Regions from separate parts of the Homo sapiens genome. Here region 1 is linked to region 2. Evidence: read pairs that join two places in POLR2A ChIA-PET (ENCODE). Cell type or tissue: PC-9. All regions are shown on one strand. Links, peaks and the distances in the headings refer to the core of each region. The heading gives the core; the rest is flanking DNA.

Region 1 (2,810 bases), core at 41-2,540, 300 kb after region 2:
CTCCTGGCATTCTCTCGAATGTGTGTCGGCTTCATTCTTTAAGGCCTCTTCCCCCTGGGCCTGCCAGGCTTCCTCCTCCCAGCTCGATCACTCAGCATTGCCCCTAGAGGGGAAGAAACTTTCTCTCTTGAATTCCAATTAGAAAACCCCCAAGGAAGGAAGAGCTCTGGCTGGCCCCAGGAAGGAGGCTGGGGCACTGTGATTGGCAGTCCCATCAGGAACCATGGGGGAGAGGGAGAGGGAGGAGAGGGAGCAGGTCTCTGAGAAAGGGGGGCCTGTTCCTAAAAGGGGGTTTGCACAAACAAAGCCCGACCATGTACCAGCAGATCCTACTCCACATTCCTTCCTCTGACCATCACCTAAAGGCCCTCTTAATGCCTTGTCCTGTGCTCGCACCTCCCTCCTTCCTGGTCTTAGGCTCCGCTGGTCACCACCTCTGGGGCCCTCTGGGGCTGAGGTGTGATGTGCACGTCCCTGCCCTCCTGTCCATTCTTGCTTTGCATCTGGTTGAAGAGGAAGTTTAGTATTTACCTTGTTGATTCTGCTCAAACACAAACCACAGCTACCTGCAGAGGCCTCTGCTGGCTTTGAGACCAGCCACTTAGCTTTCCTGGGGTGGGGGCTTTGTCCCTCCCTTGCCCTCAGTCCCTGCTCCCCCAGGCACTGACTTGCTGCGTGACCTTGGACAGGCCACTGGACCCTGTCTGACATGGGTTTCCCTATCTGTAAAATGAGTTGGCTCGATCTCCCTTCCATTTGAGCTAATATCTAACAACCTGTCATTTCTTTCCTGGACTCAAATTTCTCACATCATTGCCCTCATTTTCTCTGCCTCCAGTCTCCAGCCCTTCATCCACATGGCCCAAGTGATCTTTCCAAAATGCAGATCTGGCCAGGCCACTGCTCAGATGCCTTCTGTGGATCCTGGAATTAGCCTAGAGTTCAAGGCCCTTGGTGATGTGGCCCTTGCCTCCCTCCTCTGGCCCATCTCTCTGACCTCCATGCCTGTGCATGCACCACTCCTTCTGCCTGAAACTCCCTCCTCCTCACAGAGGGGAAACTCTCCTTCAGCCTTCCAGACCCAGCCCAAGTAGCCCCCTGTGTGATGCTGTCCCTGAACTCCCTGGCCCAGCAGTCAGCACTCGCTGGGCCCCCACAGGCCTTGGCATGCACTGTCACTACTGCACTGATCACACAGAACTGCTGTCATCTGTGTTGGCCTTGCTGTGGTTTGTGCACTCAGAGGCCCACATGAAGCAGGCATCAGTGAATCTTTAGCGGGTGAAGGGTGGAATACACAAATCTCCCTGAACATTGATTTCCTCATCTGCAAAATTGGGATAATGACAACTCCTACCCAGTCTTCCTCACTGGATATCCGGAGCATGACTTAAGATGATTCATGGGAAGCATTTTATAGGTGTTAATCTACTCCTCCCACAGTTATTCCTTCCTCAACCCCAAGTGGGAAGCCAGCCCTGGCTGCTGTCCAGGGTGCTGAAAGGGACTTGTCTTCACCCAAAGGATGAGGAGACAAGACTGAGAGGCCCGCCCGCACAAGCTCAGCTGCAGCCTTTTCTTGCTTTCCAGACTGGCAGGGTCAAGGATGAGCAGACCATCCCTACCTTCATGAGAACAGACCCTGGGAGATGTCTAATAAAAATACAATGTAAACGACATATGTAATTTAGAATTTTCTAGTAACCATTCTTTAAAAGTTTGAAAAGGTGAAATTCATTTTAATAATATATCTCATTCAATATATTAAAAAACGATCATTTCAACATATAATCAATATAAAAAATGACTGAGATATTTAACATTCTTTTTTTATACGGAGTCTTGGAAATCTCGTGTGTGTTTTATACATACAGTGCTACAGTGCATCTCAAGTCAGTCTCACCACCTTCTGACTGCTCAGTACTCCCGTGAGGCTACCATGTCGGACAGCACAGCTCTAGGCAGAACAAAGGCAGTGACCTTGAGCAAGTGAACTCAGTGCCCTCTGTGAAAAGGAGGTACTTCCGCACAGCCTGCCTCATGGGGCCATGGAGAGGGCTTGAGGAGGTGATGGAGGGAAAGTTGCCAGCACAGTGCCCGCACAAGGGAGGTCCAAAGCCAGGGTTCCTGGGCTCCACATATCCTGGGGATACTGGTGGGTAGGGAGGAGGTGTTGGGGAAGTAGGGGAAGGTCCTGAGGAGACCTGTGGACTGGTATCAGGCCTCCCTCAGCAGCACTAGGGGAAGGGGTCACCCTTACCCTCACCCTTACCCTTACCCCTGCAGCCCTAGACTCTGGGAGAAGGGAAGCAAGTTGAGGCTAGACTGGAACAGACACGTTAAAACTTAATTGGGCTTAAATCACTTCCATTAGGCACCAATTAAAAGGAAATTAGGTGGCCTGAGGGAGGACCTGGGTGCGGGATGCTGCTGACTTCTGCTTCTCAGGACTCATTTCCCTTCAGGCTTCTTCATGCCCACCCTGGCACCTCATGGGGTCCCCCAGTTGGGGCTTTTCTAATCCAGTCCCCAGTACCCATCATATTCCTCCCTCCACTCCTCCAAGGCCACTGACTCTGGGAAGACTTCCACCCTCTCAGGCCCTCAAAACACATGCTAAGTGTCTAAGGCAGAGGAGACTCCACTGAGGGTTTTGGCCTTTAAGGAGAGTGGGAAGCTAAGGAAGAGTGTTGAGCAGAGTACTGGCATGATCAGATTTCTATATCAACACGATTTCTCTTGAGTGGATGGAAAATGGATTGGTGGGGGCAGGGACACTGAAGAGTGAGGGTGGAGAGAGAGACCAGCAA
Region 2 (2,810 bases), core at 70-2,569:
TCACACCTGTAATCCCAGCACTTTGGGAGGCCAAGGTGGGCAGGAGATCGAGACTATCCTGGCCAACATGGTGAAACCCTGTTTCTACTATGGTGAAACCCTGTCTCTACTAAAGATTTAAAGATTTACTCTAGCTAAATCTAAAAACTGGTTGGGCGTGGTGGCGCGCTCCTGTAGTCTCAGCTACTCAGGAGGCTGAGAGAGGAGAATCGCTTGAACCCGGGAGGTGGAGGTTGTAGTGAGCCGAGATCATGCCACTGCACTCCAGTCTCCAGCCTGGGTGACAGAGCAAGACTCCATCTCCTTAAAAAAAAAAAAAAAAGAAATGTGCCGCTGGGTGTGGTGCCTCACGCCTATAATCCCAGCACTTTGGGAGGCTGAGGCAGGCAGATAACCTGAGGTCAGAAGTTCAAGACCAGCCTGGCCAACACAGTGAAACCTTGTCTCTACTAAAAATACAAAACTTAGCCAGGCGTGGTGCCGCCTGCCTGTCAAAAATTAGCCAGGTGTGGTGTCATGCGCCTGTAATCCCAGTTACTTGAGAGGCTGAGGCACAAGAATCGCTTGAACCCGGGAAGCAGAGGTTGCAGTGAGCCAAGATTGCGTTACTGCACTCCAGCCTGAGTGACATAGTGAGAACCTGTTTCAAAAAAAAACAAATACAAAAAAGTATGGTTAACACCCTCAACTTCCCTTAAACAACTCACATGACTTTATCATCCCCAAATTTATAATTCTCAACTTTTCTGTTGGTATCATCTTTTGGAATCAGAAGTCCCATAAGCTTACTATTGCAAAACAACTTCATTTGTTTTATTTATCAAATTACTTATTGTTTCAAGCAAGAGCACAAAGCCAATAGGTTCTTTATTTTTTTTGGAATCATGGGTCCCTCTGAGAATTTGATGGAAGCTACTGATTAGCAACCCAGAAAAAAATATAAACTCATAATATATTATATACAATATTGGCTATGGGTATAGAAAGGCTGGGTATTGGTTAAAAAAAAATCCCCCAAAGGCCTGTTACAAGCCCTTTCATATGGGCTCAATTTTTACATTCCAGGACAGTAGAAAACTCTGTCATATTGACTATGGTCTCCCAAATCTTTTCCTTAGTGCACAATTTAGAGCTTTGCAACTTTGAAAATTTTTTTTTTTAATTTTAAGGCAATTTTAGATTTATATGCAGTTCTAAGAAATAACAGAGATCCTGTATACTTTAGTTTTCCCCATAACATTTTGCATATCTGTATCACAATCAGAAAATTAACATTAAAATAAGAAAATTTGTTGTACAGGTTTCATGGAAAAAAAATTAACAATTGACTTTATTAGGATTTCACCACCTTTACATGTACTTGTTTGCTTAGTTCTATGCAATTTAATCAGACTCATGTGACCACCACCTCAGTCAAGATACAGAACAGTTCCATCATGAGGATCCTTACCCTTTGATAGCCAGTCACCGTTTTCCCTCATCTCTCACCACTGGCAACCACTAATATAGTCTTCATCTCCACTATTCTGTTTCTTCAAGAATGTTATATTAATGAAATCATATAGTATGTAACCTTTTGAGATTGGCTTTCTTCACTCAGCTTAATTCTCTTGTGATCAAGCAAGTTGCTGCATTTATTAACAGTTCCTTTTTTTTTTTTTTTTTATTGCACAGTACTGTTCCACTGTATGGGTGTGCCAGTTTATTGGAGGCATTTGGTTTGTTTCCAGTTTTTGGCTACTATGAATAAAGCTGCTGTGAACATTCATGTACAGGTTTTGTGTTGAGTTTTAATTTCCCTGAAATAAATACCCAAGAATGCAACTGTTGAACGATACGGTAAGCACGTTTTTTTTTTGAGACAGGATCTCACTGTTGCCCAAGCTGGAGTGCAGTGGCACGATCTCAGCTCAAGGCAGCCTCGACCTCCTGGGTTCAAGCGATTCTTCCACCTCAGCCTAAGACCAATCTCCTGGGTTCAAGTGATCCTTCTGCTTCAGGCTCCCGGGTAGTTGGGACTATGGGTGTGTGCCGCCATTCTCAGCTAATTTTTAAATTTTCTGTAGAGACAAGCTCTCACTAGGGCTCAAGCAATCCTCTCACCTTGGCCTCCCAAAGTCCTGGGATTACAGGCATGAGCCACCATGCCCAGCCAATAAGCACATTTAGTTTTGTAAAAAACAAAAAACAAACAAACAAACAAAACCTGCATTGGGCTGGGCATGGTGGCTCACACCTGTAACACAGGCACTTTGGGAGGCTGAAGAGGGAGGATCATGGTCAGGAATTTGAGACCAGCCTGGCCAACACGGTGAAACCCCATCTCTACTAAAAATACAAAAATCAGCCGGGCATGGTGGTGGGCGCCTGTAATCCCACCTACTCGGGAGGCTGAGGCAGGAGAACTGCTTGAAACCGAAAGGTAGAGGTAGCAGTCAGCCAAGATCGCGCCACTGCACTCCAGCGTGAGCGACAGAGCGAGACTCAATCTCAAAACAAACAAACAAACAAAAAAACAAAACCTGCAATATCACAGATAAATGTATACTTAATGATATTCTGCTTTATCTTACTAGGCTTTGTTTTATAGAAATAGTATTATACTGTATGTAGTCTTATGGGATGTACTTTCTTCATATAACATTAGATTTTGGAGATTTCTCCATGTTGTTGCCTGCAGCTATAGTTCATCCATTTTCACTGCTGTACAAATATTTTCTTTTTCTTTCTTTCTTTCTTTTTGTTTTTTTTTGAGATTGAGTTTCACTTGTTGGCTAGATCTCAGCTCACTGCAACCTCTGTCTCCCGGG

What was found. Peaks named below come from ENCODE experiments on the same cell type or tissue, not always from the same donor. Only the 100,000 strongest peaks of a DNase experiment are listed, where the experiment ranks them.
Region 1: POLR2A ChIA-PET joins it to region 2 with 11 read pairs; 4 of 35 experiments call an interaction of 5 or more read pairs at or near these places.

Annotation. Positions count from the first base shown.
Region 1 is chr1:31,722,633-31,725,442 of GRCh38, reverse strand. No RefSeq gene overlaps it. Among named protein-coding and RNA genes, the nearest start is that of COL16A1, 20 kb to the right of the region's middle. RefSeq lists a silencer at 1,388-1,588 and an enhancer at 1,134-1,635. In PC-9, for the core only: no CTCF peak of the experiment used is centred there; a DNase peak (open chromatin) is centred at 1,482.
Region 2 is chr1:32,019,472-32,022,281 of GRCh38, reverse strand. The region is part of intron 1 of KHDRBS1 (KH RNA binding domain containing, signal transduction associated 1); the gene reads right to left. Among named protein-coding and RNA genes, the nearest start is that of KHDRBS1, 7.0 kb to the right of the region's middle. In PC-9, for the core only: no CTCF peak of the experiment used is centred there; no DNase peak of the experiment used is centred there.